Linked DNA regions of Homo sapiens: all the other regions are linked to region 2. The links are chromatin loops, found by intact Hi-C in ENCODE. Cell type or tissue: endothelial cell of umbilical vein. All regions are shown on one strand.

What was found. Peaks named below come from ENCODE experiments on the same cell type or tissue, not always from the same donor. Only the 100,000 strongest peaks of a DNase experiment are listed, where the experiment ranks them.
Region 1: a loop joins it to region 2, with 4 times the contacts of the local background. A loop is called at or near these places in 37 of 110 quality-filtered maps.
Region 3: a loop joins it to region 2, with 2.7 times the contacts of the local background. A loop is called at or near these places in 5 of 110 quality-filtered maps.

Annotation. Positions count from the first base shown.
Region 1 is chrX:39,809,840-39,817,839 of GRCh38, reverse strand. No RefSeq gene overlaps it. Among named protein-coding and RNA genes, the nearest start is that of MIR1587, 24 kb to the left of the region's middle. RefSeq lists enhancers at 1-243, 244-1,159, 3,125-3,184. In endothelial cell of umbilical vein, a CTCF peak has its summit at 3,274 (motif pointing left); no DNase peak of the experiment used is centred here; H3K27ac peaks cover 537 bases.
Region 2 is chrX:40,103,702-40,111,701 of GRCh38, reverse strand. It overlaps LOC107985687 (translation initiation factor IF-2-like), which reads left to right and starts at 5,216. Exons shown (of 1, transcript NR_171574.1): 1 at 5,216-8,000. It also overlaps a transcript of BCOR not described here. RefSeq lists silencers at 2,464-2,513, 5,072-5,131, 5,142-5,311, 5,552-5,661, 6,242-6,491 and 1 more, a cis regulatory region at 4,266-4,281 and enhancers at 4,202-4,346, 3,820-4,576, 5,762-5,811. In endothelial cell of umbilical vein, no CTCF peak of the experiment used is centred here; DNase peaks (open chromatin) are centred at 2,571, 3,041 and 3,431; H3K4me3 peaks cover 4,121 bases; H3K27ac peaks cover 3,907 bases.
Region 3 is chrX:39,752,373-39,760,372 of GRCh38, reverse strand. It overlaps LOC105373178 (a long non-coding RNA gene), which reads right to left and starts at 536. Exons shown (of 3, transcript XR_949026.2): 1 at 447-536. RefSeq lists enhancers at 4,733-5,682, 6,528-7,727. In endothelial cell of umbilical vein, no CTCF peak of the experiment used is centred here; DNase peaks (open chromatin) are centred at 552, 2,182, 4,472, 6,872 and 1 weaker place; H3K27ac peaks cover 6,502 bases.

The sequences.
Region 1 (8,000 bases), 290 kb after region 2:
TGGAGGAATGTGTCCCCCAACCTTTCTAGAAGACAATAAATCTGTGAATTCTTCTCATTGGCAGGGCTGAAGGTTCATGGGACTGAGGCCAGCACCCAGTGGTGGCCTGGGCTGTAGAACTTCAGAAACAGCTAGTGCTACCCCTGTAGGCTAATTGTTTTTTCCAGAACCAAACTTTACTTGGCAGCACTAGGCTATAGCTCCATGGGCAGGGGTTTTGGGAACGGTGCCTTTGGTCATAGGGTATCAGGGTTATCTACAAACCCTCCTGTTTCTGGGAAACCAGCCTGAAGTCCTCATGCCCTCTGCAGCCAGAGGCCACTGGGCGCTGTGGTTCTGCCAGCTTTGGGGTGAGCAGAGGCAGAGACAATGGGGGAGAAACTCTATGAGGACAATGCCTGCCCAGCCTGAAACATCGCTAACAGATGGAAGGATGCAAACAGCAGCATGCCAAGCCTTCAGAGAGCTGGGAGCTCTGCCTGTGATTCAGGGAAGCTCTGATTCAGAGCTCTGAGCGCGTTGTCGCCCGGTGTCCTCAGGATGAAAGGCCTGCTTGGGGGGCTCCTCTAGTCCATCCCTCCCGGCTCCACCACCTCAAACTCTGCCTTCCAGCAGCAATTTCTTCCAGTTCTCCGGGCTTTGCGAGGCTTTTGCTGGGGCTGTACCCTCAAGCCTAAAACCCTCTGACTCCTAAAACTATCTGACTCCTACAACTATCTGACTCCTACTCATCCTTTCGCTTTCAGCTTAAGCTCCAGGAAGTATGGGCAACCCCCACAGTAAACAAAGCCAAACGTTTTCTTTATCTGGAGCCTTTACTATGCTAATGTACATTGTGAATCTTCCGGAGGTTGGTGGGTGGGGGGCAGTGGAGAGGCCGCCAATCTTTCCAGAAGTATTTGGCCCCAAGAGGCCTCCTACCCCCACGTCTATTAACCCTCTCCCAGAACGAGGTGAGGAGGAGGAGCTTGGGAAATGCTCCTCCAAGAGAAGCAGAGCGGAGGCAAAACCCCTCTTGTGGGGAGGTACAGTCCCTTCTGCCCTCCTGTACCCTGCGGATAAACTTACCCCCTGGAAGGAGAAACCAGAATAGCAGCCCAATCTCTTCTTAATGCAGCTGCAGGGTCAGATCCAAGTTTGGGGGCCTAAAAGTTACGTGAATTTTGGGGCCTTCTTGAAGAAAAACAGTGCAGAGGTACAAATGATAACTGCTAGGACCCTACCAGGGCCTTGGAAGGGGACTGTGCGAGTCAAGGCCCTGAACTTTAAGCTTTATTAGCCTCGAGGTAAAATCCACACCTGTGCAGAGGCTTAATTCTGGACATAGGTGTAGCTAAGACACATCCCTCTCCACATCACGTTTAGGTCAACTGGACGGTCTTGGATGGCCCTCCTTTGACTCTGGTATATCTCTGCCAGGCTCCGGCTGGCCTGCCTGCCTCTAGGCCCACAGCCAGCCTGTGGTTTGTTCTACTGGGCCAGCCATGCAGGTGAGTGGTCTCTGGCACATCCTCTTCAAGCCAGCAGACTGGTAGGGGCAGCACCATATTGGCCGGGCAGATCTATTTGCCCTCCCCTCACCCCATCCACTTTCTGTGCCCAGGAGGCTGATCCTTGATCCTTGGGGACTGGATCCCTTGGGCTGCCTTGACCACTGGCTTCTGGTTGGCTTGGCCAATGGGAGGCAGGTAGGAGGAGTCAGAGGTTGGGTATTTATTTCCACAGCTGGGCTGCCCTTTTGGTGGTGGCTGCGTTCCTCGTCCCATAGCAGCCCTCACCTACAGCTCTTTCCAGGTTCTGCTAACAGCCCCCACTCCTGGCTCCCTCAGTCCAGGGAGTGGTGGCAGCTTCCCATTGTTGCTAGTCCCAGGGTACTTCCCTATCCCTTGTGGTTTCTGTAATCTGCCCACAACTCTGTAAATAGTCCCTTTACAAACTCTTGTCAGTTAACCCTCTTGCTGAGTCTGCCATCCATTGCTACTGGGGCCCTGACTCACAGCACAAGTGGTACCCATGGGCAGTCCCTAAGTCATCCCACCAATCACAGACAAGATATCCTGAGTTCCCCACTGGTCAATTTGAATATGCAAATGTTAGGCATCTGTCCCTGGGGGTAAGCTTTCCACAGCAGTCTAGACCCTGGCGGTGGACTCCCTGATTCACCTATCTGCACTGTGGCACTTAGCACTAAACTGTGTGGGCTCCTCCTTCCTCAGTGTTCAGATTAGGTTATGGGAAGAACATAACCCCTTCCTCCCCCAACTTTCTGTGTTGTTTTGGGTGAGAGCGGACATTATAATTTTGGGGAATGTGATAGAACTGCCCAGAGTACATGAAATCAGCCACATAAATTATTGAACTTAAATGATGATTCTGGTGATGTGCTAGTAAATGTTTAACAACTGGCTCCCTGCCCCCCAAGCCCTGACTTGTAGTATCTGCTGATTTCCATGATGCAAATACTCCCACCACAGCCAGTCTCAAGCTGCCCACGTGATGGTGCTGACCATGGAGTTGAAAAGACACGGACACAGCATTACATAGTATTTCTTTCTTTTTTCTTTTTTTTTTTGACACAGAGTCTCACCCTCTCACCCAGGCTGGAGTGCAATGGTGTGGTCTCAGCTCACTACAACCTCCGCCTCCCGGGTTCAAGCGATTCGCCTGCCTCAGCCTCCAGAGTAGCTGGGACTACAGGTGCCCGCCACCACACCTGGCTAATTTTTGTATTTTTAGTAGAGAGGGGGTTTCATTATGTTGGCCAGGCTGGTCTCGAACTCCTGACCTCGTGATCCACCTGCCTCAGCTTTCCAAAGTGCTGTGATTACAGGTGTGAGCCACCATGCCCTGCCTTTTACATAGTATTTCTACCACACAGTCATGAAAGGGTAAATAACCTCATGAGAGTAAATAATAGTAAACTGTAGCAAAGCAGTCAGGAAGGTGTGAGTTTTCAGTATTTATTACCTTTGTTTTTAATATGACTTACTCCATTTTAAATTTTAATTATTTTAATTATAATTCTATTTTTTATTTTACTTCTTTTAATTTTTATTAATGGCTATGCTTAGTAACCAATTGGCAAAAATTCCTGAAAATTTGATGATCTGATCTCACAAACCAGTACCCTTTGGCTCCAGCACACCATGGAAGGGTTCTACTGGCTCTGTGGCAATGGAAAGAAAAATTAGTTTTCAAGAGAGAAAACAAAAACAAAGAAAAGCTACGAGTATTTCAATTGCGCCATCTTGTGGCGCCACCTAACAGTACTATGCCCCCATGACCTGAACTCCCCCCCATTTTGGTCATGCTGTGTCTCTATCTGGGGTGCCCAAACATCCTGGTTTGCCTGGAACACCTCCTTATTTATGCCTACTACCCTGGTTTAACGATAAAAACACCCCTTTTACTTTCTCAAAAGTGTCCTAGTTTGAACAATAAATGATATGGTTACCTAACCTATACCCCAGTAGACTATAACTAGCTTGAGGGTAGGGACTGTCTTGTTTACCATTGCATCCCTCAGACCACGGAGGCATTCAACTGATATTTGTGAAAAGAGCAGTGAAAGTTAAGGCTATAGAAACAGTTTCCCTGCCTTGTTGGTTACACTGATAACCACTGGGATTTGGAAATCTTTACGCTGTGCAGAGATTTTTAGTGTAATGTGATTGGCCCTGTAATCCCTGACCCCGGCGTCCCTGTGCACAAAAAGCCAGGCTGATAGACGTCAGAGCCTCGTCTCCCAGGGAGCGTGCGGCAGCCAGAGGGTGTTGGTCTGGCCATCTGGTGCAGGAACAGTCGAGCCGTGTGGGAGCCCAGCTGGCACGGGAATCCTTGGCTGTCCCCGGCAAACAGCATGGGGAGGAGAGCTGTGGGATCAATAGTAATTTCCTTCAGAAGAACGGCGATGTAGTGCAGTTGGCAATGGCATTGGGCTTTCCCTGGCACGGAGGCTTCTAAATGTGCTTGGCCCTCTTAGCTAGGAAGTGGACTTACAGCAGAACACTGGACAGGGAAGGGAACAAGGACAGGACTTTCTTGGCCTGAGCCCAAGAGAGGTTGCCAGGTTGGCTGTGGGAGCAAGCTTTCTCTGTGCTTGTATGTCATCGGCAGAAACAACGTAGACACTTTGAGTCACTGATAGAGAGGAAATTGTGGAAGCTGGAACATTCCCGTGGGCCTGCTGGCACCTCCCATGCAACATCCATCTACTCAGCACCTAGGGGAGGCTTCTTTGTGCCAGGAACAGGTGGTAAAGGTGATCTCCATTTCTCACTGTCTAGAGATGGAGGGTAAGGAGTTATCTGACATTTCTGAAGCAGGGCCATCATTGCGGATGGAAATAGTGGCGAGTCTAGGGGCTCAGGGAGTGGCTAGGAGTTCAGAAAGAATGGGTCAAGCTTGAGCTGCCAACTGAAGGATGAGCAGGAGTTTTGTTGGATGGGATGGTGGATTCAGGAGCACACCATATAACTACCCCCTTCAAAGGTTTGGGTGGGGACCGCTGCCCACTTGGAATTGTCCTTAGCTGATAGGAGCTGGCTGAGCTGCCTTGTCCAAGGGAGCGCCCTGCCACCTTCCGGGAGGGCAACTCATTCAATGACTGGTTTATAGGCGGGGGAGACTATGCAAGGACTTACCCCTTTGCCTCAATTTAGGACATCTCTGAAGGGCCATCCCAGCCCCAGAACTTGCCTTGGAGTTGACTGAGGCCTCTGTTGCAACTGCACTGTAGTTCAGCTTCTCCCTCTGCCCCATCCTGCAGCCCTTTCTCCCTCACAGGCATTGTTCCTGACAGCAGCCTCCAATCAGGATCCTATACACCAGTCACCATCTCAGGGTCCATCTCGCACAAAGCCCAGCATAAGCCAGGGAGGGAGGGGTAGCTCTTCTCGGGGAGACAAACAGTGTGCAAACTGTGGCCTGGAGGGTGGGCAAGCTGGCCAGGAGGGAGTGTCCATTCCTGTGGACCAAGCACAGGATTAAAAAAAAAAATCCTAAGAAGCAGATTCTTAATTCCTAAATTTTGGTGGTCAGGGAAGATTCATGGCATAAAGGTCTTGCGTTCCTGTGATTGTGACTGAGGTGTGACCTGTGGCATTTCTTAATATAATTTATATGTTCCTGCATCAGGTCAAGTTTTCCCCCAGCCTACTTTCTTAAGTTGCTCCTGTGTCCCAGTTTGGGCTGGAAAAGTGAGGAAGGGCAAGCGCTTTGGAAGCAGGTAGGCATGTGTTCGTGTCCCTCACTTACTGGTGGTAGAACTATGGGCAGATTCCTTTACCCTTCCGAGCCTGTTTCCTCCCCACCTCACCTCATGTGAGATGGGGATAATGAGATAATGCCTATAAACACATAGCACGGGGCCAGGCATGTAGTAAGCACTCAACAAATACCTTTATTTTCATTCCTGCCATTTTTGCTTCCTTTGCTCAAATTTGCACTCCTTTATCAGAGATGCTTGGTGAGGCCGGGTGCAGTGGCTCACACCTGTAATCCCAGGACTTTGGGGGGCTGAGGCAGGTGGATCACTTGAGCTTAGGAGTTGGAGACCAACCTGGCCAACATGGCAAAACCCCATCTCTATGAAAAATACAAAAATTAGCTGGGTGTGGTGGCACGCACCTGTAATCCCAGCTAGGATTACAAGGCAGGAGAATAGCTTGAACCCGGGAGGCGGAGGTTGCAGTGAGATCACGCTGCTGCACTCCAGCCTGGGCAACAGAGCAAGAGTCCGTCTCAAAAAAAAAAAAAAAAAAAAAAAGGAATGCTTGGTGAGTATCCATTTGGTGTGTGGGTAGGGGGAGGTGGGGGAAAGTGGCCGTGCAGTGGGGAGTGTTGATGGTTTTGATAGTTTTGATAGGAGCAGGATATATAAACAGACCTTCACTTGAGTCCTTTAGAGATTCAGTCTAAAGCTATCCCACATATGGGGCGGCTTAACAGAAGACACAAACTTGCCTTCATCTCCTCCATTTATCAGAGGGGGAAACTGAGGTCTGGAGGGGAACTGATGCCTACAGTTACCAAGTGACATCTGGAGACCCTGAACCCCGGTCTTCCAGTGCCCCAGCCCTTGGCTCACCTGGTCTCCCCAGAAGGGAGAGAAGAAGGCAACCGCTTTGGGGTGAGAGCAGAGCTGCCTCCTGGAGCCTCAAGCGCCAGCCTCTGCTCCTGTTTGTTCCCAAGCTCACCAGAAGGGCACCTCCCTCCTCCCCACTGATGTCAGCCGATGACGTCTGGGCTGCATTCAGGCCATGCTGTCATTTGTCCCATGCTCATTCAGCTGATTAAAAGTCATCAATTGTTTTTTAAGCCACCAGCAGGCGAGCCACCAGGCGCCATTTGTTATTGCTCGGCCATGCTGTGAGATGCTGTTTAAACTCACTGAGCAAAGCTTTCGGAAACCAGAGGCCAAAAGCATTTTTGGAGGAAAGAAAATAGGAGAGAAATGAGTGGGCCCACATCTTTGCCAGAAGGAACAATCAGGCCATGCAGGCGAGGAGCTGGTCCCCCTTTTAGCAGCTCCCACGCAATTCTTTTCAGGGGCCTTTCTCTTGGGGCCAGAGCTGCAGGGAGCCCCCTTCATTTCTCTCCCTTCCGAAATAATCTCCACTGTGGCTAACATTCATTTGGGGAATTTTTTTTTTTAACCTAGTCTCCCTACCTCCAAGTTATCCTCTTGCTTTTTGGCTAGATTAGTGTTCCTACAACACTTCTCCATGCCACTCCTGCTCAACCACCTTCAATGGCTCCTCATTGCCTGTGGAATGAAGATTAAAGCTGTTGCCTGGCATTCGAGTTCTCCACAGTGTGGCTCAGGTCCCTACCTCTGACCTTCCTTGTCACTATACTTTAGCCAAATCACACTTTTCAGCTCCCAGACATGATCCTTGCTCAGCTGTCTTTGTTCACAATGTTCCTTTTATTTGAAATGATGTACTACTTCCCCAGCCCCGGCTCTCAGCATTTTGAACCCCAAGGATCTTCCGATGAGTGTTTTGGAAACTTTGTCCTGGTGTCTTTATGGAGGCCACAGGTCCATATCCTCTTTGTCCCCTTTCAGTCACATGTGCAGTAGACACTATTGATGCCTCACCCATGTCACCTTGTGCTTACCATTTCTGTGCACACAGCTGCCAGCACCTGTATCCCTGTGCCTGGAGCCTGTTTCTGACCACTTGAGCCTTCTCTGTCAAGCAGAAGGTGCCAGGGGGTTAATGCTCCCTGGGAGCAGCCCTCAACCAATGACTGATGGGAGCTGGTGGATAAATACCCCAGCTCCCTCACTCCATGGATGGAATATTCCCAAGTAATTGTTCTGTGCCAGCTCTCAGATCCCCAGTGGGACTGTGCCCCAGTTGCCCACAGCAGTAACCTGCTCATTGGCTACCTTCCCTTCCCTGCCTCCTTCCAGATATACTACTTGTACTTAGACCCTTATCTCAGGGTCGGCTACTGAGGAACCCAAACGCAGACATGTCACTTTGTTTGTTCTGGTCCTTCGTCCTGCTGGACTAGCCCCAGATCCCCTGTAGGTCCCAAAATGGTGCCTGGCCCATAGCAGGTACCTCATAGTAGGTACCAGTAAATGTTGAATGACTTGAATCTGTATTAGAAAATCCTCTAAATGAAATATAAGCAAAACCTGTTTTTCTGTGGATTGTTCTCTCTGCCTGCATATGCCAGGGCCATTCCCACTTCTGTGCTTTAGCCCTGCCACCCCCTGCCTGGTCCTTTCCTATGGAAATCTGTAAGACTTAGCTTTAGCCAGGCACGGTGGCTCATGGCTGTAATCCCAGGGACTTGGGAGGCTAAGGCGGGAAGATTGCTTGAGGCCAGGAGACCAGCCTGGGTAGATAACATGGTGAGACCCAGTCTCTACAAGAAATTTTAAAAATTAGCTGGGCATGGTACTATGTGCCTGTAGTCCCAGCTACTAGGGAGGCTGTGGCAGAAGGATTTCTTGAGCCCAGGAGTTTGAGGCTGCAGTGAGC
Region 2 (8,000 bases):
ATTCCCCCCTATTTTGTTTTTACACAAACTGTAGCAGATGGTACACACTGCTCTGTACCTTATTTTTTTTTCCTTAACTGTAGACCTTGGGGGTCTTTCCATATCAATACACAGAGCAGATCTTCTTTATTATTTTAACAGCTACAGAATATTCCATTGTATGCATGTGCCATCAATGTCACTGCTGACTCTTTAGGTTGTTTATAATCCTATGCTGTTATAAACAAAGCTGCACTTATTCCAGTGTCTTAAAATAACTTCATGACTAGCTGATTTTTAGAGTGAACATGAGGTAAGCCTGCAGAAATTCCACATGGATGGAGACACCTCTTTCAAGAAGTCCAGGTGTACAGGGAAACAGATAAATAGGGAACCAGCAAAGGAGATGCGAGGTTAAGAAGGGGCATTATAAAGATGGGTGATGCTTCAAGCAAAGAAGTATAACAAGGGGCCTTTCAAGAAAGGGTATGGGGGGTGAGGGTGGAGGCAGCAAGGAAAAGCCTCTAAGAAGGTGATATTTTAGCAGGTATGAAACGATGACTTAAAACAGTGTGAGATCCTATGTTGGGTGCTGCGGGAACATCAGGATGGATGGACAGACACTGGCCTTCTGGAAGGTTCAACTCCAGCAGGGAAGCTGTGCTGTTTCACAAATTGGCTGCAATATTGTTAGAAAGTGGTTGATTCTCGGCCGGGCGTGGTGGCTCACGCCTGTAATCCCAGCACTTTGGGAGGCCGTGGCTGGTGGATCACCTGAGGTCAGGAGTTTGAGACCAGCCTGACCAACATGGTGAAACCCCGTCTCTACTAGAAATACAAAAACATTAGCTGGGTGTAGTGGCGGGAGCCTGTAATTCCAGCTACTTGGGAGGCTGAGGCAGGAGAATCACTTGAACCCGGGAGGCGGAGGTTGCAGTGAGCCAAGATCATGCCATTGCACTCCAGCCTGGGCGACAAGAGTGAGACTCCGTCTCAAAAAAAAAAAAAAAAAAAAAAAAAAAAAAAAAAAAAAAAAAAAAAAAAAAAAAAAAAAAGAAAAAGGAAAAAAGAAAAAAAAGAAAAGAAAAGAAAATGGTTGATTGTCTTAGAGGTACAGGATCTACAAACTTCCCACTGTGGTCCCTGCTGGTGAAGTGTGCTCAGAGTTCCAGAAGTTCCCTGAGTTCCTGATAAGACAGGAAGCTAGGGGAGAGGAGAATATTTTGCCTGAAATGTTAAGATTTTTTTCCCCCATAGGGATTCAATGACACGCATGCCCTGGAAGGTTTCAAAAATTGGAAATAAATAAAAATTCCAAGAAGAATTTATATTCCTGATGGCTATGCTGATGGTCTTGTAAATTGTATATTTAATCAAAGACACTCAAATGTCTTTTTTTTAACTATTGAAGAGCTATTTAAATGTCAACATAAGTGATTCCCTCCCAAATAGTGCTGTTTATACATTACTTCCCCTAATAGACCATAATGATTCATAAGGAGGCATTTCTCGCCTCTAAATTGTAGGCCTATTGAAATATAAATTAAGATGATAAATAATTTGACCTTACCTGAGAGTACTAAGTATTTACATGTGTCAAATACGAAATTACCCTGAACATCATGGTCCCTAAAAAGGCAGCCTTCCTCTCCCGGGTGAATTCATTAAATGAAACGGGTTTATAAATTTCTCTTAGAGTGTGGAAGAGAGAGAGAACACACAAAAGAACGGGCCCGGGGACCCGGCCGTCCCCGCCCTCCAGCTTTCCCATGAGGCCCGGGGGGCCGCGGAACCCACTCCCCGGCGGGGAGAGGCGGGTGCAGACCGCCCCCGCGCGCTTCCCGCGCTCCCCTCTCCCCCTCCTTCTGCGACGCCGCAGGAGTTTCAAAACATGGAGTTTCCACAGGAACTTTGCCAGGCCGAGCTCGCAGCCCTCCCGGGCTCCCGCAGCGGGATTCGCCGAGTCGGCGGCGCCGCGCGGCCTCCCCGCCCCCCACGCCCTCCGGGGAGCCGCTGACCCGGCGGCCTCGGGCAGCTCCGCAAAACCGCTCGGTGGCTGTAGAACCTGGGGAGGCGCGGGGGCTCCGGGGCTCCGCACCCCCGCCGACCCCGTCCGGGCCCCGGAGGGTGGCAGCCTGGCGCCCTCCGCGGGGCCGGCGCCGAGTCCGTCCGCCGGCTCTGTTGGCTTGGCTCCGCCGCCCGGGGCCGGGGCCGAGGAGCGGAGGTCGCCGGCCATGGCGAGCGAGGCTGGGTACCTGGCCGCCCGCTCTGGAGTTTTGTTTTGAAGCCCGGCGTGGGGGAGGGGCAGCACCTCATCAAGGAGAAATTTCCTGTTCGCAAGCAAGACTCCGCTTGCAGAGTTTCTGTCCTGCCCTTGACCTGACAAGTGGATCTCGGCTGCGCGGGTCCCCGAGAGTCGAGCCAGCCGCGCCAGGAGCGCGCGGGGGTGGGGGTGGGGGCACCCGCGCCGAGGACCGGGGAGCCCGGCTGAGCGGGGCCGACGCCTGCCCTCCCGGTTCCCGGGCGCACCCGGGAGCGCAGAGCCGAGCGGTGACTAATCTGCGGCTCCGGGCCTCTTGGCGCGCAGCCCGGGTTCGCCTCCCGCCCCCTCGTCTCTCCTCCTCCCCGCCGCCCTCCCAGCCCAGCAGCGCAGCGCTCCGCCGAGCGAATCGTGCGGGCCAGGGCCGCCGCCGCCGCCGCGTTCCCGGGAGTGTGGGAAGCGGGTCGAGGCGGGTGGCTCGGGAGCCGTCTCCAGTCGGCCTCCTTCGACCCGGGACCGAATGTGCATGTGTTACCTTCCCCTTAAGCACTTTGATCAGCGTTTTCTCCTCGCAGCCGAGGAGCCAGAGCGAACCGGGGCTTTTAACCCCCTGCGTGCCGGCTCCACCGTGGGCTGAGGGAAGAGGGTGCCGCAGGGAGATTGGTCGATACAGGGTGCGATCAGTTTGGTTTAGCAAGCCTGAGCCAGGAGGAGCCCGGCCGGATCCGAGGAGCTTGCCCAAGCGCGGGACGCTCTCCTGTGGAGAGCAGGCCGCTGAGGCCCGAGGCGACTCGTTAATGTTCAAGCTCTCCCAGGGGCAGCGCTGTAACGCGACCTGCCTGGCCAGGCAAGGTGCGGGCTTGAAAGGCCCGGCGGGCGGAGGCTTCTGGAGGGGCCCGGGAGGCCATGGCGGGACCCGCCTTCACGCACCCGGTTCGTTGGCGCGTGGGTGGCTCCTAACCCCGGTGGAGGCTTTGCGCTCGCCTCGCGGACTCGGCTCTGGCCGCCGCTCCCTCCCCTGGTCCAGGCCTCGCTTGGGAGTTAATGATTGATTTACTGGCTCCGCGCGGCCGGCGCCCTCCCAGCTATTTGTCCAAGCTGAGGAGTTGCTGGCGAGCAGCGCAGTAGGCCAAGAGAGCGGGGGTCGCCGGGGAAGGGAAGCCACGCTGCCGACGGGAAGGAGAGGCCACTAGATTAGCTCCCACTTGGCGGCTCTAGCTGTGTCGGGGCAAACCCTCAGGAAGCCGGGCCCGGGCGAAGGGAGCATTGGGAAGCTCCACATGTAAATGGGTTGGCAGCTGGCGATTAGGCCGCCCGATTTTATGAGTCATAATGGGCCTCCCGCCTGGCCCTCAACCTGCTCGCTGTGGATCCGGCGCGCTTGGGGCCCAAGTGGTGGACCATTCCGGCCGCGCAGAGGGACATGCTTCTGGGGGCCCAGGCCGCCGAAGGAGTTGAGAAGGACTTTCTCTCCTTTCTTGTAGAAGGCAACACAAACACCCTAAATCAAACCGCTCCGACAATCGAAGGCTCCACACAGACACATCAATAAGGATTTCGCCTCCCGCGTATGAACGCACAGAAACACTTGTCCTATTTTTATGCAAATGACACCACACAAATAGATCTCGCAGGCCCGGGAGAGGGGCGGGAGGAGGAGGGGCGCCGCCACCCCAGCCAGGGGGCTGTGAGAGGGGAGGGGCGCCAAACCCGCACCCCAGGGCCCGCGCCGGCTCGGGCGCAGCGGGGCTGGCACTGGTCAGGAGGCCCGCCCCGCGGGCAGTGGCTCCCTGCCAGCGCCGCCAAGTCGGCCGCGTCCCCAGGCTGCCTGCAGAGGCGGATTAGGGAAGGAGCGAAGCGAGCCTGTGACTAATCGCGGGGCCTCGGACCGGAGCACCAAGGCCATGTGCGACTGACAGGACCGACACTAGCAGAGGACACGGCGACGCCTCGCTTAATTGCAGGCTTAAAAAATTGCCGCCTGAGCAGCTCTGGCGCGGAGAGCCACGGCTTGCGCGTCGAGCTAGGGAGCGCGCGCGCTTGGGTGGGGGCGGGGGTTCCTGCTCTCTCGCTCCAAGGTTGGAACGTTTGGCGTCTCCTGGACCGAGGGACCTGGCCCTTGCGTCCCCCACTCTGCTGGGTCGCCCCGCCCCGCGTGCCGACCAAGTGTGGCTGAGCCCGCCAGGAGAGTACGATCCAGCCTCCAGGGCTAGGTTTCTGACCCGACCCTTTCCCCCTAAATCCGACGTTTCCCCGCTTTCGCCCTAGATCCTATACGGGAGGGGGCTGTGCAGTTGGGGGTGACAGATTCCAACAAATCCTTAAAATAAAAACCACACGCACGAAAGAAACACTTTCTCTTCCCTCCCCTTCTTCACCGACTGATACAAAGCCCCGAATGACCAAAGGGAAAGAGGTAAGTCGGGGCTGCAGGGAGCAAGGTCATCGAGTGCCAAAACCTCGGGGCTCACAGACACGCACTCTGAGTTCTTCACCCCTGGTCACAGTCTCTGTGGCCCAGACCTTCCTGGAGCACTGGGGCCTCTCGGGGGCGAAGGGAGAAGCGTCGGGAGGCCGGCGGCTCTGTGTTGGGGAGGGGGAGTGGGAGGGAGCGGAGAACCCAGCGAGAGAAGTTTCCACCACGCTCTGGCCGGCTACTGCCAAAATCCCCGGACCCCTCCCCGCCTGCACCGCCTTCCGTTGCCACCACAAGTTTGGTTTAACGAGAGCTCGGGACAAAAGCAAACGTTTTCTATAGACCCCGAAAACAAAGGGGAAAGAGACGCGCGGGGCCGCGGAGAAGCGGCTGCTAGCGTAATGGTGCCAGGCCGAAAGCAGAGCATTAAAACTGCAAAAGCCGCGCGGGCGGGAGGAAGTGCGAGGCGGGAGGCGGGAGCGCGGGGAGGGCGGGAGGCGGGAGCGCGGGCGGGGGAGGGGCGCTGCGCCATGTTTCCGTGTCACCCGCCGAGTCGTCGGCGCTGGGCTCGGCCGCCGGCTCCCGCCTGCCTCCGTAACAGCAGAAAGCGTGCGATTAGCAGCCAGACAGGCGGGGACTCCGGGCCCGCGGGGCCGCCGCACACGCCGCCCGCGGCCCGAGCCCGCGCCCCCCGCCCGCCGGGTAATCATCCTCCTCGCTGCAGCGCTGTGTGCACTCTCATTAGAGTAGGGAGGCTTTTCTCTGTGCACTCGCTCGGCTCCCGCTGGCAAAACAACGCCTTCCCGGGCCGGGCCCTGGGCCAGGAGAGTCGGGGAGGGTGGGACGGAGGTGGGGGGTGGGTGAGGCAGGGCAAGCCTTGCAGGTCAGCTCCGCCGCCGGATCTCCTCCGGACACGGAGGAGACGGGGAGCGTCCATTGGCCCTTCCCTAGGTGGAGTGGCAAAGTCCGAGCCCCGCAGCCGACCCTACGTCCCTACGTGGAGGGGGGCGGGTGGAGTACCGGTGCCGCCATGACCTACTCCCGTCCCCCGCCGGAGGCTAGAGTAGGGCTGAGGGGGAGATGAGTGTGTCTGGTTTGGAGAGCGGGGGCGGACACTGGGAAGGCTCCCAAAACAGGTTTTGCCCCATCTGTTTTATGAACGACCTCTTCAGGCCAGAAGCCGGATCCCAGGGGTGGCGGCCCTTCGACCTTCGAAAGGAGACCCGGGCCCCCAGCAGGCCCTCTGGCTTCGCGCTCTGTCGCCTGCAGTGGGTGGGAGATGGGGGTGGCCGAGGCTTGGCTGCTCCTGGCCCTGAGCTTCGGAGCCCTATTTTCTCCTCCGCGATCTCTGCACACAACAGTAGGCAGCCTCTCACAGCAGCACGCGCCCAGCTGCAGGGCCTGGGAGCAGGTGTTCCTGCCCGGCCGGAGTGGCGGCTCCGCGCCCCTCCGGTCCCAGCTGCGGAGCTGCGAGCGGTGCGGGGGGGCGTGCTTATGGTGGTAGCAGAGGGACAGGGACATCTCATCGGACCGCAGGAAGGGTCCTCTCGGCTTACACCGGGATACCGCAGGGCCCGGGTGGTCGCCTGGGGCGAGGAGGGATCAGGGGTGACGCGCGGCCAGCCCTCGTCTGGAACAGCCCTGGGGCCAGCGGAGGCCGCTCGGGGCGGCGCGAGGGCTTCCGGTCCCCGTGACTGCGGCGGCGGCGGCGGGGCGGCCGCGAGGAGCACCCTCCCCTGGCTGCTGCCGCCGCGCGGCTCTCGGAACGGCGCCCCAGGAGCCTCTCTGCGTCTGGCAGCGCCGCTTTCGGCTTGCGCTGGGATGGGGGCCGCAGGGTGGTCTCGGCCCAGCCCCCACGGGGAGGGGCGGGGAGGCGGGGTCCGGAGACCCCGCGGGAACGGCCGCGCGCCTCCCAGCACCCCCTCCTCGCCGCCGCCGCCGCTGCTGCTGATATGGCGGGCACGTGAAGCGCAGCTTGGCGCCCCGGCGCCAGCCAGGGAGCGGCCTGCCCCGCCGACTCAGCTTACCCGCGGGCCCAGGAACGCGGAACCGAGCCTGGCCGGGCTCCGCGGAGCCCGCACCTCCGCCCGCAGCTCGCTGCGGCCCCGCACCCTCTCCCCGCCTGAGCCCGGCCTTGGGGCCGCGCCAGGCGGCTCGCCCGAGGGGAACTCGGGCTGACTAATGGGACGCGTGTGGGCCTTACGTGAGGCCCGGCTGTCAGCGGATACCCGCTTGCTCGGAGCTTAGACCGCGGCCAAGCTTTTCGGGGAAGGGCGAGAGGAGGGGTTTCCCCGCTGGGCGGTTTCAGCTCCCCAGGGACAATCCGTCCGCGGCAGGCCCCAACCTTTGGATCTTGCAGCCTGGCTTGGAGACGGTAGACTTGGCATGTGCCGGACGCCACGGTGCCGACCCGGTCGGGGGCAGGGGGTGGGAGCCTCGGGGTTGTGAGCTGGGGGTGGGCAGAGGCTAGGTCAGCTTGGTCTGGGGCGCCCGCCTTGAGGTTTGCATTCTGGGGCTAGCCACTGGGCCGGGGGGAATTTGCAGGGCGCTCTGAGGTCGTGGAGTCTGATACCAAAACCTTCCTCGACAAAGTCTTCCGGAAACCCCTTCGCGAAATTCCTGTGCGGAAAGAAGGATTTCTAAAACTCCCCGAGGGTCCGGTTCGGCTGGGAGCTTTCGGGTTCTAGGGAGTGTGATTTCCTTTCTCTCCCTTTATAGGGGCCTATAAATATCAGAAGAGTTTCTTCTTATTTCGCATTAACAACCACTTCATGTTGACATAGTTATATGACCCTCCCAAGTATAACTACCTGTTTAGTTTGAAGGCACTGAGTGCGATGGCGAAACACAAACATCGACCAGTAACTAAGAGAAGGAAAACCCAGCCGCGAGCTTGGGTTGGATACAGGATAAATCCTCATCACGCATCCCTGGTTTTATTCAGCCTAATTGCACTAGTAATCCTGCCCCCCGCGAGAAAGCCTGAAATCCTGCAGTCGAGGTGCGACTTTTCCTGGGGAGCCCCGCCAATGGGGGGTGGGTTGTCAGTGGAGGGGAGGTGGGTTTTAAATGTCACTTCCAAATGAAAATCTTTCTTTCTTTTCTTTTTCTCTTTTTCTTTTTTGATCCAGTTTTCGAAAAGAGCATTTTTGCGAGATAAGAAGTGACCGATCAAAATCGCTAAGGGGAGGTTGTAAGCAGCCGCTTTGCCCCAGCTTAGCGTTATCTTATCTCTCACACTTGCATGGCGGAAAAAAAAATTGGCTTATCTTTATCCCCACCCCCTTCTCGCCTTAATTGCTAAAAAACACTAGTGTGTTAAACCGGGAGGAAGGAGGTCTCTGG
Region 3 (8,000 bases), 350 kb after region 2:
CTTCTGTCTAGGATGGGACTAGGCTGGCCTGGGGGCTGGGGCGAGGGTAGGGGGCCTAGGGCGTCCTTGCAGAGAGGCAGAAAGCCCCTCTGCTTGCTCGTCTTCACCCTCACGGCAGGCCTGGCTGCAGACTTGTTTGCTTTCAGTCCTGTGAGCTTTTTCCTCATACACACAGCTGACTGATTTTCTTCTCAGAGTGTGTGTGTGTGTGTGTGTGTGTGTGTGTGTGTTTGTGTGTGGTGTGTGGTGTGGGTGGTGGGGGGTTGTCTGTGAATGAGAAAGAAGTAAATAAAATACCTCAGGCGGGTGGGTCTCTGTCCTGTGTGCCCAGGCTGCCAGCCTGGCACCTGCCCAAGGTCTCTGGGCAAAGCCCTGGTCCACGGAGGAGCGGGGCTGTCTGGAGGGTGCCGGGGGAGGTGAAGGTGTCTCTGAGTCTGTGACCTTACCATCTAGGCTCTTGGGTGACTCCCCGAGGTGGCTGGCTGGTTTTGGTGAGCTCCGAAGCTGAGGAGGCTGCCGGGGCTGCCTGGGGCTGCCTCCCGCCTCTCTGCCACATTCTTTTTCTCAGACAAACAGATTCCTTTGCTCACTGGAACAGCCGAGCTGGAGGAGCAGCTGTGAAAACAAACACGCGGCAGCTGACTGGAGGGCTGCGGGCTGTTTTCTGGGGGCTGCCTGGGCCCACAACTCCCTTTCTCCCTTCCAGCCACAGTGGGTGCCCTGGCTCCAACCCAGGAAGGGGAGGGTGGCCCCGTACTTTTGCTGCCTGGGAGTGGGCCAGCCCTGCTCCCTGGGTTTTCCTCACAAACGCCATCCTCAGGTGGTTCTTGGCAGGCCTGGCGCCTCTTTGAGCCCCCTGACCGGCTGTGACTGTCTCCAGCCAAACCTGGAGAGAAAATATTTAGAGAAGGGGCCCCTCTCCCCTACTGAACACAGTCAGCTTTCAGTGCATTCGGAGTGGTCCTGGGCCGCCCTCCTGAGACACCCTGGGGTGCCTTGGGTGGGGTGGTGCTCCTCTGAAAGGAGCACAGTAGGCCCTGGCAGAGTTTCAGACCCTCCCTGAGTCTGTGGGCCACGTGGACAGCATATCACAGCTCTGATTCTATTCTACAGCGAGTGATGAACCATTTGCATATTGGAACTGGAAAAGACCCCTCAGAGGTGAGGAAACCGAGATCCAGATGGCGGCGGGGGCCCACAGCCTGTTAGAATATTCTGTCTTCTCCCCTTCTTGGTGTAGCACACTCAGCCCAGGGTTACACAGCGTGGGATTATCAGCCAGGGCGCCAAGGCCCCAGCCAACAGCTCGCAGCTCTGCAACTGGCACGCGTCTTCCATCTGGGTGCAGCTCTTCCAGCACCCGGCCACGTGATGAGCAGGAGCCTAGCCAGGGATGACCTGCCCTGAACCTGAGCATACCCAGCCAGGGATGCTGAGTTGTCCCCAGGTGATCCCCTTGCAGTCATCAGTCCTTGGGCCTGGGCTGACCCTGGAGGCCATTGCTTCAGCCAGGCGGCTCTCAGCAGCTGAGACAGACCCTGATGTGGTTGAGAGCTGAGAGGCCGGGTGGCAGATCACAGTGTCACCATAGGTAATGGTGGTGATGTCATTACTCTAAGCTTGTGAGCACTTTGGAAGCAGGACTTTGACTGTGTGGCTCACCTGTCTCCCTGGTCCCCCACTGGTGCCTGACACCCACTAGGTGCTTACGGATTGTCTGTGGGAGGATAGGGTCATCCAAGCCCTCAGCTCCAAGCCTCCTTAGGAAATGTGCTCTGCTTCTAAGTTGGCAAGAGGATGGCCCTTTCATAGATTCTCAGGGCTAGAGAGAGAATTTCACAGGGAGCAGGAGTCATTTTTGGCAGTATTTTTTAAAAAATTAATAGAGACGCTACGTTGCCCAGGCTGGTCTTAGACTCCTGGCCTCAAGTGATCCTCCAGCCTCAGCCTCCCCAAATCCTGGGATTATAAGCGTGAGCCACTACGCCTGGCTCTTGGCAGTATTTTTATTGGACTTCAGTATTTCCCATGGATGTCAGAGCTTCGATAAACGGCAGCCAGTGCTCACGAATGAAGACATTGCTCAGCTTTGGTCAAATTAGATTGTGTTTGAATCCACAAAGAGGAAATAGGGTTGCAAGCCAGGCATTGTGTGGAGAGAAAAGGGTTTCCTACATTCCTTTAATTCCTACTCAGTGTATCAAGAGGGATGGGAAGAGGCATCAGGAGAGGCTGTTCCTCCGGTCTGGGAGGACTGTGGAAAGATGGAGCTGGAGCTGGGGGAAGCAATGTGATCTACTCTGGGATCTGCCCCGAGGGAGGGAAGTATGTTGGAGAGGGGAGGGGGCATGCCTCAGGCAGTGGTATGTTTGCTCCCGGTTGTAGGGAGGGTTGGGAGAGGACACAGTATGAAGGCGGCACCCCGCATTCATCCAGTGGACTCTGCTTAAGAAAAACTCAATGAGTGGCATGGTGTGGTAAGCAGAGCTGACCTTAGTTCCTTGGGTTTGGCGATGGTGCCCCTGTGTGGGGATGGTGGAAAGTAGGTGTGTCGAGGCCCCGTGGGCCTGGGTCACCGTCCAGATGGCGGACATCACAGTCTTCAAGGGGAAGCACAGCTGGCCTGTCTGGGTGATGGGGATGACAGTGCATGCACCCAGAGTTGGGCCAGGAGTTGTCCAGCCTCAGACTTTAGTCAGGGAGAGCCATCTGCACCTCAGCAGTTACCATTCAGGGGCAGCCTAGACCAGCCACTCCACTGCAATGAGACCTGATTTCTCTGCCTGTGTAAGGTCTCATGCCCCTTTGCTGTTCAAAGTGTGCTCTGAGGCCCAGCAGCCTTGGCATCACCCAAGAGCTTGGTAGGAGTGCACAATCTCAGGCCTGCCCCCAGACCTGCTAAATCAGCATGTGCACTTTTCACAAGCTCCCCAGGGGACTTGTTTGCACATTAAAGTTTGAGAAACACTGACATAAGTTCTATTCCCTTCCTCCATACACCTAAACTCCATCTTGTAGAAGAGAGGGGTGGTGGGGTGGGAATCTGGGAGAGCCTGGGCATTTGCCTAAAAGGACCATTTAAACAATTGTACTGCACTTAGTCTACTCTGTACAACTAAAATGTCATCACCCCACCCTGCCTTGCTATGCTCGACCAAGAATGGATCCTCCATAGACAAAGTAAAGAAATGAGATCTTCTTTTGCACATGTGACTGTAGTGTGAGTAGATTCGTGAGTTGGCTATGTGCAAAAGAAGAGAGTATGGCTGAGGGCAAAGGCATGCAGCCAGTTAGTGATAGAGGTGGCTAGAATTAGAACCCATATGCTTTTTTTTTTTTTTTTGAGACAGAGTTTTGCTCTTGTTGCCCAGGCTGGAGTGCAATGGCGTGACCTTGACTCACTGTAATCTCTGCCTCCCAGGTTCAAGTGATTCTCCTGCCTCAGCCTCCTGAGTAGCTGGGATTACAGGCATCTGCCACCATGCCCAGATAATTTTTGTATTTTTAGTAGAGACAGGGTTTCACTATGTTGATCAGGCTGGTCTCGAACTCCTGACCTCAGGTAATCCACCCGCCTTGGTCTCCCAGAGTGCTGGGATTACAGGCATGAGCCACCGTGCCCGGCCAGAACCCATCTGCTTTGACCTTGACTTTTTGCCGCCGCTACTTGAAGTGTGCTCGGTGGGTGAGTGCCAGTCCACAGCTGTCTGGCACCTGTCCTCAGTGAGCTAAGTACAGAAACTGGGAGCAAGTGTTTAGAAACTTTTATAGCAAGTCAACAGAGTATGTGTGTGTTTGTTAAATCTAACCGTAGAGGTTTGGGCTTGTGTTTTATGTTGTGTTTTTTTCTGCTTCATTTTTCCAGCAAATCATTTTTATTGTACTTTACAGAAGTATCTGTCCATAACGGATTGGAATTAATTAACAAACAAACACAAACAAGACTGGTCCTACATCCGTAGCTTCTTTGAGAAACAATGCTTTTGGCCGTGCCATTTCAAGTCAAGAAGAGAGATTCTGAAAAATATGAAAACATCTAAGGCTTGCCCCAGTCTGGGCAAAACGCATGAGCACTCACGCCTGAGGGGCCGGACTAACTTGGAAGGCATGGGTTATCATTTCTTTGTGTCCTCAGATTTCCCAGTGTCCACCCTGCCATAGGGAAGTCGGGGGGCAGGCATTCGTGGGGGACCTGGGGCTAAGTCATCCCATCTCCTGGCGCCCCAGTTTCCTCTCCTGCAACTGGGTCACCGGCAAGTGGGTCAGAGGTGCAGTTCTTCCCTGATGTGGCTGCTGCCTGCTCCGAAGAAGCAGATCTTTGTCAGCCTCCAGAGCTGCAGAAGGACACTATCTTGGGCATGAATATCCCACAGCAGCAGTGCTTTTCTTCTCTCTCCGCCGGACCTGGCTCATTCTTGTCTGGCAGAGGAACAAGCGATTTCTTTTTATGAGCCTGCAAACCTCCAGCCTCCCAGCCTCCCAGCTGGCTGGGTGCCAGGGCTGGGCCTGACACACAGGCTGACGTCCCCACCCAGACCCATGGTCCTGGCTGCTCCGAATTCTGGAGCGTCTGAGTCACCATGCCTGAGCCGGCGGCGTCTCCATGAAAGAGTTCAGAAGAATAAAGGAACAGGCTCTCCTATGGGCCTGCTGATAGCAATCTATCAGCATGACTACATTTTGGCCTCCTTTTTTTGCTGCCTCTAATCCAGCAAAGCAGGCTGTGGGTGTCTGATGGTGAACTGCCTAGCAGGGGAGGGAGTCCATCAGAGTTCCCTTCCCAAAGGCGATCGTGTGGGGAGTGTAAACCTCCCTCTGTCCTTCCCCCACAGTACTGTTGGTTTCTGCGCATGATGGAGTAGGGTGGGAGAAGGAGGCTTTTCTGGCTCGTTTGTCCGGGATCCTGAGACTACCCGGCCTCCACTGAGACGTGTGCAGGCCAGAGGGGCACCATCCACCTGCAAGACTACGGTGTCTGGAGGCGCTTGGCTGATTAGCCCTGCGGCTGGCCCCCAGTTTAATGAGCGTGGCGCCTGGTGTGCAGCTCAACCCCTGCTTGTTTAGACAGCCTTGCTGGCTGTGCCACGTGTCCCCTGCACCAGGCCGAGGAGGGGCAGCCCCCTGAGAAAGCCTGTTCCTTTATTCTTTCAGAACTGAGCCCCGGCTGCCCCGGCTTGGGTCAAAAGGCCTGCTGGGGCCTGGAGAGTCTTATTTCCTGAGGGGCTGAGGCCGGCCAAGGGGGCAACAGACAGTGGGGGACACTCGTGGATACAGGTGACAGGGCAGCAGGGGCTGCAGCCAATCTCTCCCTTCCCTGACCAGCCTCCCGGAGCTGAGTGCTGGCCGCATTGCTCTGGCCTCCCTGGGATTTCACATTTGATCGCTTTTCAGTGTGGCTGCAAAGGAAGGCTGCAGGAGCCATTTGGTGGGCACTGGCTGGGTCCGTTGTTAGCAGCATGGTGGGGGACAGAGTGGCTTTCCTAAGATGGAAAGCCTGTTGGTCCTGATTTCTGTACACTCTAAGGCCTTGGCCCTGTCTCCTCCTAGCACGGCACCCTAGGCCATCCTTGGTCCTACCTCTCCTGATGCTGCCCCTCCCCCAATATTTATGCTCCACCCGGCAGCCAGAGTGGACTTTATTTTTATTTATTTATTTATTTATTTTGAGATGGTGTCTCACTCGGTAGCGCAGGCTGGAGTGTAGTGGCATGATCTTGGGTCACTGTAACCTCTGCCTTCTGGGTTCAAGAGATTCTCCTGCCTCAGCCTTTTGAGTAGCTGGGATTACAGGCACCCACCACCACACCTGGCTAATTTTTTATATTTTTAGTAGAGATGGGGTTTCACCATGTTGGCCAGGCTGGTCTTGAACTCCTAACCTCAGGTGATCCACCTGCCTCGGCCTCCCAAAGTGCTGGGATTACAGGCATGAGCCACTGTGCCCAGCCTTAATTTTTATTTTGTAAACTTTTGATTTTGAAATAATTACAGACTTGAAAACTTGCAAAAGGAGTGCCAAGACTTCCTGAATCTACTTTCCTCAGATTCCCCCAATGTTAACATTTTTACCAATTTTTGTGTGCTTTCTCCACACACACACATTTCTGTTTTCCCTGAAGCTTTTGAGATTAAATTTTAGACATGATGCTCCTTGAACCCTGAAATATTTCAGGGTGCATTTCCTAAAAACAAAAACAACAAGGATGTTCTCTTAAATAACCACAGTACGGTTTATCAAAATTGGGAAATATACACAGATATTTACACAGATGTTACCTGATCCCCAGATCTTATTCAAATCCTGTCAGTTGCTCCACTAATGTCCTTCAAAACAAAAGAAAAGAAATATTTCTCTGGTTCAGGATCCAATTCAGAATTGCACACTGTAATCTGTTGTTGTGTGCCTGTTGTGTAATCTGTTGTTGTGTGTCCTATAATCCAGCATAGTCCCTTAGTCTATCCTTGTCTTTCATGACATGAACACTTCTGAAGAATAAGGGCTGGCGATTTCATAGACTGACCCTTAGTTGGGCTTTGTCTGATGTCTCTCGTGATCAGATTCAGATACTGCATGTTTCGCAGGAATGCCACTCAAGTGATGGGTGTCCTCCATGCATCGTATCAGGAGGCACGTGATGCCCATTTGTTCCATTACCGGTAATGTTAACATTGATCACTTGGCTAAGGTGGTGTTGGCCTGCTCTCTTCACTATGTTATTATTTTTCCCTTTAAAACTAATAGTATCTTATGGCTAGAGCAATTTTTTTTTTAAATGGCAATCTGATGACGTCACCTCCTTTCCTAACCCCAGCTGAAATCCTAACTCCTTATCTTGGTGTGCCCAGCCCTATGTGATCTGGCACCTGCTGAGCTCTGTGATGTCATCTCCTATCACATTCTTCACTCCCCCTCCTCCCACCCGGTTGGGGAACTCCAGGCACATTGGCCTTCCTGCTCTTTCTAGAACATACCTCTCTCATTCCAGCCTCAGGGCCTTTGTACTAGCTCTTCTCTTGGCCTTGAATGCTCTTCCTCCAATAATCACATGCTGGCTTCTTTGTGTCCTCCCAATCTCAGCTTACATTTCACCAGAGGGAGCTCCCCAGGCACTCCACCACAGCACCCTGGTTTGGTTCTTAGCATAGGACTTTCTACCAATTGACATTTGTACATTTATTTGTTCTTTGTCCATCTCCCGCAGAAGAAGAAAGCAGGGACCCCATGTACCTCGCTCAGTGCTGCGACTAGGTCCACAGTTGCGGAATGAATATTGATCAAAAATTTGCTGAATGAATGCAAGATGAAGGATTGCTCAGTAACGCGTTGCAAGCTGGGATCCTAACCCGGAAGTCTTGGAGTCCTGCCAGATTGTCTATGTTGGCTGCAGTGCAGCTCTGCTGGGCTTGTACTCAAACAGGGCAGATGGCAGCAGAGTAGCTAAGGGCTTCCTGCATGACTCTATTAAGGGGAGATGGAGGAAACAAGAAGTAATGATGAGATGGGGTAGGAAAGTGAAGGTGCCTTTGAGCCCTAAAGTACGGATCCTTCCCACGATATCTTCCTTCCTCCTTTCTTTCTTCCCTTCCTTCCTCCCTCCCTCCTTTCATCTCCCATCCTTCTGCCCTGTGTCACTGACCATGAAGTGAAGATGGCCTGGGGTCTTCTTTCTCCCCCAGTCCTTCTGTCTTTGTTTCTTTCAGGGAATGTGTTAGTCAGCTCTGGTTGCTATAACAAAAAATGGCAGACTGGGTGGCTTAAACAACAGTAATTTTTTTTTTTTTTTTTTTGAGACTGAGTCTTGCTCTGTCACCCAGGCTGGAGTGCAGTGGCGCAATCTCAGCTCACTTCAAGCTCCGCCTCCTGGGTTCACGCCATTCTCCTGCCCCAGCCTCCCCAGTAGCTGGGACTACAGGTGCCTGCCACCACGCCCGGCTAATTTTTTGTATTTTTAGTAGAGGCGGGGTTTCACTGTGTTAGCAAGGATGGTCTCAATCTCCTG